Regions from separate parts of the Homo sapiens genome. Here region 2 is linked to region 1. Evidence: read pairs that join two places in POLR2A ChIA-PET (ENCODE). Cell type or tissue: PC-3. All regions are shown on one strand. Links, peaks and the distances in the headings refer to the core of each region. The heading gives the core; the rest is flanking DNA. Region 1 overlaps SMKR1 (small lysine rich protein 1). Region 2 overlaps NRF1 (nuclear respiratory factor 1).

Evidence for each region. ChIA-PET counts read pairs that join two places held together with the same protein. Peaks named below come from ENCODE experiments on the same cell type or tissue, not always from the same donor. Only the 100,000 strongest peaks of a DNase experiment are listed, where the experiment ranks them.
Region 2: POLR2A ChIA-PET joins it to region 1 with 6 read pairs; 2 of 35 experiments call an interaction of 5 or more read pairs at or near these places.

Annotation. Positions count from the first base shown.
Region 1 is chr7:129,512,347-129,517,683 of GRCh38, forward strand. It overlaps SMKR1 (small lysine rich protein 1), which reads left to right. Exons shown (of 2, transcript NM_001195243.2): 2 at 1-572. The coding sequence ends at 95. Among named protein-coding and RNA genes, the nearest start is that of SMKR1, 12 kb to the left of the region's middle. In PC-3, for the core only: no CTCF peak of the experiment used is centred there; no DNase peak of the experiment used is centred there.
Region 2 is chr7:129,736,809-129,742,186 of GRCh38, forward strand. All of the region lies in intron 10 of NRF1 (nuclear respiratory factor 1), which reads left to right. Among named protein-coding and RNA genes, the nearest start is that of MIR182, 31 kb to the right of the region's middle. In PC-3, for the core only: no CTCF peak of the experiment used is centred there; a DNase peak (open chromatin) is centred at 2,903; H3K27ac peaks cover 1,641 bases.

The DNA.
Region 1 (5,337 bases), core at 1-5,000:
TCTACTACATCGCCCACAACGTCGCTGACTGCCTGCATCTGCGAGGCTTCCATTGGCCGGGTGCTCCCAAAGGAAAGAAAGGGAGAAGCAAGTGACAGCATTTCACAACACATCTCTGTTACAGACAACAGGACCTGGGGAAGAGAAGTCAGGATAACACAACTGTTGCCAGCAACATAGACTTTACTCCAGACGACTTGAGATGCAAATTAAGTGTGCTTTTCTGTGATGGTGGAAGATCAGGAAATGCACCTTACTTCCTCTGTTATGCCAGATATGGTTAGCCACTTTGGTTTTTTAGGAGCTATAGGATGGGAAAAGCCTGAGTAATTCCTACACAGTGTGCTGAAATTAATAGAACTTTCAGAAATTATTATAATTCTGGGTCAGGATTAAACTTTGCTCTCAGAAGGCAGTTCTAGTTGCATTAATTGTTTTCTTTTGCCAAAGAGCGTTTGTCATTTAGAGAAGACACGGCAAGAAACACTGGGTTTCCTTAGGAACATTCCTCTCTTGGGCACCATTTCCTTTTTTTTTTTTAATGGAAAATAATAAATACTTTGTTTCTATAATTTTCTTCTCAGCAGTCTGACTCTGTTTGATTTGAATTAGCCACAGGCTCCACGGATGCTAAGATGGTCACGAATGCTCTGACCCTGCCAGTCTTGCAAGCAGATGGTGAGAAGTGGCTGACAGTGTGAAATGGCTGGATGCAGGGCAAAGGGGGCAAATCTGCCCATCCCTTTCTTTTTTCTTTTAAGACGGAGTCTCACTCTGTTGCCCAGGCTGGAGTGCAGTGGCGAAATCTCAGTTCACTGCAACCTCTGCCTCCCGGTTTCAAGCGATTCTCCTGCCTCAGGCTCCCAAGTAGCTGGGATTATAGGCGCACGCCACCAGCCCAGGCTAATTTTTTTATTTTTAGTAGAGATGGGGTTTCACCGTGTTGGCCAGGCTGGTCTTAAACTCCTGACCTCAGGTGATCTGCCCGCCTCGGTCTCCCAAAGTGATGGGATTATAGGCGTGAGCCACTGCACCCGCCTCAGTCTCCCAAAGTGCTGGGATTACAGGCATGAGCCACTGCACCTGCCTCAGCCTCCTAAAGTGTTTTATTACAGGTGAAAGCCATCGCACCTGGCCATCCCTCTTTTTTCCATATTTCACCTGACTCTTCTCCCTCCTTCCCTCCACACTCTATTTCGTCCCACCTTCTGCCTACTTTGTTAAAACTTGGCTGGCCCCGAGTTATAGAATTGGTGCCAGGCACTTACTTGCCCTGGGCATTCGGCTGATATTCTAGATCTCCCTAGCCCTGTAAGGAGACGCCTAAGAGGTGAAACTATAGTTCTTTCTCCTCGGCCCAGAGGCCTAAATTCTCCAGATGTGAAAGCCAGCGTTTTGCAAGTGCGGACGCCGTCTTTGACTCCCTGAGCACTCCATCCTTGCCTCCTGCTCTGTCTTCCTGGCTCTTCCTGCCCCTCCTCAGCCCCTGCACCGTTGTCTCCATTCATGGTTCTGAGCCCAAAGCTGACACACTGTAGGCAGCACCTCCGGGGATGTTCTAGTTTGTTGGAATTATAATTATGCTCCAGGTGGCCTTGTGAGGATCGCAAGGATTCATGAGGTTTGCTAAGGGAAGCTGCAACTCAGGACTCAGGATTTCATACACATCAGAGAAAAAAAGGAAGCTCCATGAATCTCTGTGCTAGAGAAGTGGGGTGCCCATGACCCACGTGAGCCTGTTGGGAACAATACTGTTTACCTGCACCATCTGTGCAGTTTCCATAGAAGCCCTTGGCCAGTTGCCAGAGGAGCCCTCACTTGGGTGAATCTGAAGGGAGGTCTCCTCTGCTGTGTTTTCTGGTTTTGGAGACGGGGAGCACCTTCCCACCCTGTTAAGGACTGCTGAACTCACTAACTCCAGTTCAGCAGTTCTCACACTTGAGTGTGCCTCTCGGTCACCTAGAACACTTGGCCAAGTGCAGATTGCTGGGCCCTACCCTCGCAGGAAGGATGGGGCTCAGGGATTTGCGTTTCTGGTACGCTGGCAGGTTATGCTGGTGCTGCCCAGCCACACAGGTAGAGAGCTGCCGCTCCAGTTAATGCTGCCTACCCAGAAGCTAAAAGGCTTAGTGGAATCCGAACCTGTGGGATGTGTAATGTCCTTTCCTGCCTCACCTGGGTTCAGGAGCGTGTATTTGAGTAGCTGGTTATTGGAAGTTTGGGGAGAAGGCAGCTGCAAAGCTTCCTTTTGATCCCTGACTGCCCGCACCTGCAAGGCTTCCATTGGCCGGGTGCTCCCAAGGGAAAGGGAGAAGCAAGTGACAGCATTTCACAACACGTCTCTGTTACAGAGAACAGGGCTTGGGGAAGAAAAGTCAGGATAACACAGCTATTGCCAGCAGCACAGACTTTACTCCAGACGACTTGAAATGCTGCTCATCTGTAGCACAGATACAGGCATTTACAGGCTAACAAGGTCTGAAAGTGGTCATGCTCTTTTCTTTTGAGATGATGAAATGATGAGCCAGGACTGTGAGTGCTGGGATGGGGGAAGCACTGGTCTGATTGGCCGGGGCACCGTGACTCAAGGCTCACCCCAGTTTAGCAGACTGCCTGAGGCTGTCTCAGTATTGTGCTCACTGGACCCCTGGGGTTCTGAGAGAAGCCATAAGAAATTTTGGGTTCTAATAGCCATGCTCTAGTGTTACCACATATACATAAAGTCATAAACATTACACACACGCTATATAAAGGTTATGATGCATTTTACTTTTTGAGAATTTTTTTTTTATTTTGGTGAAACGCTAAAAACTTTTTTCAACAAAAGCTATTTCAATACATTAATTGAGCATCTACTGTGCTTGGCACAAAGACAGCAAGACAGAATCCCTACTGATAAGATTTGGCTGTGTCCCCGGCCAAATCTCATATTGAATTGTAGCTCCTGTAATTTCCACGTGTTGTGGGAGGGTTTTGTGGGAGATAATTGAATCACGGCGGCAGTTTTCCCCATACTGTTCTCATGGTAGTGAATAAGTCTCACGAGATCTGATGGTTTTATAAGGGGTTTCCCCTTTCACTTGGCTCTCATTCTGTTTTGTCTGCTGCTGTGGCCGTGGGAGATGTGCCTTTCACCTTCCACTGTGATTGTGAGGCCTCCCCAGCCACGTGGAACTGTGAGTCTGTTAAACCTCTTTTTCTTTATAAGTTACCTAGTCTTGGGTGTGTCTTTATCAGCAGCATGAGAACAGACAAATACACTTACCCTCAAGGAGCTTCCAGTCTGGTCAAGAAGGCTACTACCCAGATTAACAGAGGGCAACTAAGTTTCTATTTCAACTTTGATAAAGTACATTCATGATGCAATTTATGAAGGTGATTAAGAGGAGGGTGGGATTAAGACCTCTGGAGGACATCCGGAGGATATCTGATGATAAAATATATACTTGAACCCTGCTGTTTTTACTTCCCCTAAACTCAAATTGGCAAGAATCCTGATTCTTGCTGCTTTTAAAGATTCAAAGAGGAGCTTGTGAAAGGCACAGTGTATTAGGTCATTTTGCATTGCTATAAAGAAATACCTGAGGTTGGCCGGGAGCGGTGGCTCACGCCTGTAATCCCAGCACTTTGGGAGGCCAAGGCGGGCGGGTCACAAGGTCAGGAGGTAGAGACCATCCTGGCTAACATGGTGAAACCCCGTCTCTACTAAAAATACAAAAATTAGCCGGGCGTGGTGGTGGGCGCCTGTAATCCCAGCTACTTGGGAGGCTGAGGCAGGAGAATGGCGTGAACCTGGGAGGCAGAGCATGCAGTGAGCCAAGATGGCGCCACTGCACTCCAGCCTTGGTGACAGAGCGAGAGTCTATCTCAAAAAAAAAAAAAAAAAAAGAAATACCTGAGGCCAAGGCAGGCGGATCACTTGAAGCCAGGAGTTTGAGACCAGCCTGGCCAACTTGGTGAAACCCCATCTCTACCAAAAATACAAAAATTAGCCAGGCATGGTGGTGTGTGTCTGTAGTCCCAGCTACTCAAGAGGCTGAGTCAGGAGAATCGCTTGAACCAGGGAGGGAGAGGTTGCAGTGAGATGAGATCGCACCACTGCACTCCAGCCTGGGCAACAGAGTAAGACTCTGTCTCAAAAACAAAACAAAACAAAAAACAACCTGAGCCTGGGTAATTGATAAAGAAAAGAGGTTTAATTGGCTCACAGTTCTGCAGGCTGTACAAGCATGACACCAGCATCTGCTGGGCTTCTGGGGAGGCCTTCAGGAGCTTTTACTTTTGGCAAAAGGGTGCAGGCACACCACATGCCTAGAGCAGGAGCAAAAGAGAGAGGAGTGTGGGGAGGTGCCACATACTTTTTTTTTTTTTTTTTTTTTTGAGAGGAAGTCTCGCTCTGTCGCCCAGGCTGGAGTGCAGTGGCGCCATCTCGGCTCACTGCAAGCTCTGCCTCCCGGGTTCACGCCATTCTCCTGCCTCAGCCTCCCGAGTAGCTGGGACTACAGGCGCCCGCCACCACGCCCGGCTAATGTTTTTGCATTTTTAGTAGAGACGGGGTTTCACCGTGTTAGCCAGGATGGTCTCGATCTCCTGACCTCGTGATCCGCCCACCTCAGCCTCCCAAAGTGCTGCGATTACAGGCGTGAGCCACCGCGCCCAGCCAGTGCCACATACTTTTAAACAACTAGATCTGGAAAGAACTCACTATCTCGAGAACAGCACCAATCCATGCAGGATCCATCCCCATGACCCAAACACCTCCACCAGGCCGCACCTCCAACACTGGGGATTACAATTCCACATGAGATTTGGGCAGGGACAAATATAAGCAGTGATAGGTACGTCCACATACAGGTCATGAGGGCTACCTGGAGGAGGCAACAGCTGAAGTGAAGGCCTTGCTGTGAAGCTATGGGGGCTTTTTATGAGGAAGGCTCTATGCAAGGGTGAGGATGGATATGGGGCTTGATGGTTAGAAAGTGGGAGAGAAGGGAACGGTGACTGCAGGAATAGAAAAAATGTCCACAGAGGAGGAAGGAGGACATGGCAGTCACATGTGGATGGGGAATTTTCCATTACAAATCTGATGATAGAATCCAAAGAGACAGTGACAAGTGTCAGCGAGGGTGGGAAAAATTGCAACCCTCATGCGTTGCTGGTGGGGATATAAAATGGAGCCGCTGTGGAAGACAGTTTGGCAGCCACTCAGAACTAAGTAGAGTTACCATACAGCTCAGCAATTCTACTCCCAGGTACACGCCCAGAGAACTGAACACACGGTCACACAACATCTTGTACATAAGCCAAGCACAGTGGTGCTCGCCTATAGTCCCAGCT
Region 2 (5,378 bases), core at 150-5,149, 220 kb after region 1:
ATACCTGGTATAGCACTGAGAGTAAAAGGAGGAGCAATGGAGAGGGGAGGTCCCGCAGAGCTGGAGACCCTAAAAGCTGAACCTCTAACAAGCTCTGTAATCTTAGGCAAGCAAATTAACCTCTCTAAGCCTTAACTGTAAAAATTAGGATAATGATAGTTCTGTACTCAGAAGGAAGTTGTGAGCATTAAACAAGATGATTCCTGTCAAGTTCTTAGCATAGTGCCTGGCACAGGGATGCATCATAAATATAAAATTCTTTAGCTGTCAGCATCAATTTCTTCTCCATCATTCCTCACATATGTTGGAGTGCACAGTACTATGTAGACGCTGCTTTCCTGTCTTTAAGACGGATCCGAATGCTTGCCTTTCGCAGATGAAGATGTATGTTGCAGAGGTGGATGCTGTAAAAATGGGACTAGATTAGAAGCCCTTTCTGTAACCTTGACTGAAGAAAATACAAGGTGACATTGTTTAAAGGCTCTATCACTTGCCTTTGTCTAGGGCTGCTGTTCTCTTCTGCACATAGTTTGCGGTCATGAGTGTGGCCTTTTTACTCCTAAAATGGCACAATGTGTCTTCAAATCTCAACAGATGCATTGTATTTCAACTCTATCATGAAAGGTAGCTTTTGCCATTTTTTCCTTTTTGTCACCACCATCATCCATTTTTACTTACTGCATGTCCCACTGTTCCAACTCTTTAAAAATGAGAGGGATGATGCCAATCCTCCACATGTTAGACTGTAAAACACATCTCCTTCCACCTTTTTCTGTGTTCCTTGTTCCCTGGACACATCAGTATATGGGCTTGTTCTCACAAGAGTCCACTGAGATGTAAATGTTAATTTAGGAACTGTATTATTGTTTCTCCCCAAAAAGGTTGCTGATGTGCTATTCCAGTGTGTACTAAATCACTTTTTGCCTCATTATTTTAAAGTTTAAATAAATGAATGTATTAAATAGTCTTAGTGTAAGAGTGCGTTTTCAGTCACCATAAGCATAATAGCCTTAAAAGTGCTGTTGTGTTCTATGACACTGTGATACTATTTGTAGCTTTTATCCAAAGATGGTAAGCTCAGTGCCTCAGGACTTGAAGCAGGCAGCCCCTAAGCAACTGTTTTTTGTGTGAGCTGTGAGTCCCAGGATACAAGCCTCTCATCTTCAAGGTCCCCAAAGAGCAGCACAGCTGGTAGCTGTGGATTTTTAGGCTGCCCTCCTGTAAGGTAAATGGTCTTTTCCACCCACTCCCTTGTTGATAGAGTGCCTTGAGAGAAAATGAAGACACTAGAGTGCTGGTCTCAGACTGCGCTGAGGCATCGCCTGTTCTGTAAGAAAAAGCAAATGAAGATTCATGTGTATTACAACTGTTTCTCCTTTGGAATCACAGGCCTTTTTTAAATAGAGGGGGAGGAGGGGATAGTCCTAGACCTGAAAAGATTCCTTCTTGTAATATAAGGAGAGCTGTGAGCTGTGGATCAAAATGAAGAGGAGTGAGGGGAGTATGCAGCGTTGCCTGTGGCTCCAGCTGAGCTGGGAGCCGGCGGCTTTTCCTGGGAACTGTATGTGGTGCAGCACCTTGGGACAGCAGTGTCTCTTAGTGTCTTCCACACGCCCCCCTGGGAAATAGGCTTTCTTTGCAGACAGGGACTTTCCCATTTAAGTCAGCTAACTTTTCTCTAAGATGAATCGTTTTCATTCTGGGAAGCATGTTGGTAGATGTCATACCAGGAAAATAACCATTTCAGTCGGCTGTAATTTTGCCTTTTGGCTATACACATTGAGCATAATTATTTAGGGTCTTCATCTTTTTCCTTTCATTGTCCATTCTTTCATTTTGTTTTTTTACTACTGCTACAACCACCACCACTGCCACCATCATCTTCTTGCAAATGGCTAAGCAGTGTCTGCATTATTCTACCTTCACCCAGTAAACTGAGTAGAATAGATCTTCTGAGCCCTGTTCAGAAGCAGCTAAAACCGGGACTTGCCCAGGATCTGTCAGCTCTTAAATAGTAAGACTGGAAATCATACCAGATCTCCAGTACTCTTTCTACTGCCCAATGAAACTCCCTTCTTCCCCTTCACTCCCTCTTGCCAGCTTAGCCTACCTAGGAAGTAAAGAAGGCATAATACAAATGAAAATCATGGCCTTTATTATTCATCTGGTTATGCTAGTACTTGGTGTGGTGACTCCTTTGCAGGATTATTTTAAAGAATGGTGGCAGCTATGTTTTACTCACTTTAGAAGTCAAAGACTCACGGTAAATCTTAGCAGAGGCAAATAAAAACATGATACCAAAACCTAACATCTAAATCTGTACTGTCCAGTATGATAGCTGTTAGCTACATGTGGCTATTTGAATTTAAATGCAAGTTGATTAAAATGAAATAAAATGTAAAAGGTAGTTATTAGTCACAATCATATTTCAAGTGCTGAATAGCCACATACGCCCTGAGATACTGAATTTTTAATTTAATTATAATTTATTCACATTTAAATGTAAACAGGCACATGTACCTAGTAGCCACTTTAATGGACTGTGTAGATACAGAACATGTCTATCACTGAAGACAGTTCTATTGGGTGGTGCTGATCTAAGGGCTATATCAATAACACTGTGGTCTCCTGGCAAGTTGTACCCTCTCTGTACAGGGGAGGACAACACAAATACTTCATGAGCTTTGTCTTCCAGTGACCTTCTCAGCTCATAAACAGCATGGCTTTGCTTTTAAAAAAAAAAAAAAAATCTACCCATGTGACTGCAGTAATCCGCAGCCAGTAAACAGCAGGGTGGGAGGGTTGCGAGGAGAACTGATCTATTTTTATGCACTGCAGAGTCCAAGCAGGAAAACCTGAGACCGGAGACAGTGGTGACATCAAGACTCACTTCCTAGTGAGTTTATTCATGACTCAGGCCATGTGCATATTTCCACTTGGATTCCTCACAAGTGCAAGTTTCTCTTCTAGGCTACAGGTATCTGCAGCCAGGTGCTGTAATGGATTTATAGTAGCCCGCCAAAAGATCAAATATCTGAAGCCTGACGGGTCACAAAGCTGACAGGAGCCATGACTATTGCATGAATTCCAGATTTCACAGTGAAACAGAGCTGCTGCTGAAAAATGGGAGCACAGAGCTGTTCACTGGGGCTCTTGATTCTAGACACTCAAAGAGGGGTACAGTTCTCTGCCCCATGTGTGTTTCTCACCCAACCTTTTCATGGTGTTGAGGAGGGGAAGGGACAGCTCAGTGGTGATTCTTCACTTCTCAAACGTGTCCTCCTCCTCTGTCTTCATAATGACCTCCTGAAGTCCAAAGTGCCTTCCAAAATAGCTCTTGGAAAGAGGTGGCAGTTTCCTGACTCCCCAATCTCCCCCATCCTGGGAGATGTGTTGATGGCACTAATTTGCGGGGTAGCAGAGACTATAGTCCTACTCTCTTTACTGGCTGGGGCATTGGAGGCATGCAGTAACTGTTGACTACCACTGCTACAACTGCTGTTATGATTATTACCATTATAATGATTAATCACTCACACCGAATGGGAAGGGAAGTAACCTTCAGAGGTTCACTCTTAGTACTTCTGGCACATATGCTTAGGGCCAGGGCCAGTGAGTCTTCATTCGCAGAGAGGTGGTAGTGAATCTCCCACAAGGATCCCTACTTCGGGAAGCCTGTGTTCCTGGTGGAAGTCCCATCATATCCCTCAGGCATACTGAGATTCTCTTCTCTAGAATTACCAGGCCTTTTCTGTCACTCCTCAGGCATACCCCCCGTAGCTGGAGGGATTTCCAGTTGCCAGGGTTCTTTGGTGCTTTTCTTTGCCTCCTGCAGAGATGCTGAGCTGTGGACACCTTCAGAAAGACCAGCACTGCCTCATGAGAGTATCTCCTGTCCCTCTTTGCGGGTTTAGGTTCCTTGTGTAGTCTGCACATCCAGAGGGGATGTGTCATTCTCTCTCTACCATTATAACCTGGGGTGGCCTCGGGCATTCATCGTTTATATGCCAGGAATTGCTAACCTAAGCTCTGCTATTTGAAGGCTTAAAGACTGCAGATCAAAAGTAGACACAGAGGGCCTTTACAATGAGATGATAGGCCAGTAGCTGTCATTCTTTATTCTTAGTGCTCATCTAAGCCATGACCATGTCCTTCAGATGTAGCTTTTAGATACTTTTCATGTGAAAGACTGGATACCTCTAGTCGACATGTCAGGGCCCCAAAGGAATCAAGTCCCTTTGGCATACCTTCATGTCCTCTTTTTTTTGTTTTTCTGTACTTCAATAGATGCAAATTCATTTACTCTTTGGTCTGCCTGTGTTGGGTATTCTCAGCTTGGGGAAACTCAATGAGCCAGCACACCATCCTATGAACAGAACACCAATCTGAGCCAGGGACATTCCGAGCAGACAACTCAGGTCAGGGCTTCCGGACAGATTCCCAAGGTCCCTGCCATCTGGCAGATGGACACCACTGACTGTGGTCTCCTCTCCATCCACGGTGTCCTCAAGGCCAAGTTACATGCTTCTTTGTCTCATTCTCCTTCCCTTTAGGTCCGCAGATCTTTCGGAGTCTTTGTATGTAAAGGCAGATTTTGGTCTTAGATTATTCCAGCTCCTTATAAACCAAGACTGAATCTTGTGCCTGTCATTGTGAGCGCTATTCTGTAAAGGGATTTTTTTTTCTGGCATACCAAATCCAGAGCCATAATTGGACAAGTTTAATTGGAGTCATTTCTATTCAATACATGGATGGCAAAGTGGGTTTTAATTGAGCATGTAAAAAGGGCATTAATCACTGTTCACACAGGAATCACAATATTAGAACAGGAAAAATTCTTATAAAGTTTTTCAGGTTCTTGGGTAAAGGGGACTTTCCTCTTTTTATTTATGCTTCCATTAGGATTTTGAAGGAATGCCAGTGCACTGTTATTAACTCTAATAGCTTGTCCCTCGCAGCCAGGATGGTTTGGGGCCCTCTGGCTCTCAGGTTACCTGTGTAAATACAGGGATTCACTTGCCAGCACCCAGCTCTGACATTTGCTTAATAAAGAGCAAATGTGCAGAACCCAACAGCAGCAGCAGCCTGGCAGAAGCAGTAATCTGAACAGGATAAACATGCTTCCTCTTTGTGCGATGCTCTTTCTCCATCCTTCTGCCAAGAGCAGGATATCAAATGAAGGGGAGGTTGTGGTTGGAGTCAGTGAAGTGAATGTCTAAGTGGCACCTGCTTCATTCAACAGATCTGCTTTCCTGGGGCCTCCCAGTGCACATCTGCTCCTGACAAAGCCTCTTTTCTCCTCCTATTGGTCAGACTGAGAGCAAAGGCCTGGCAAGGAGACATACTGGTTTTGCTTTGTCAGCACAATTGCCTGTGAC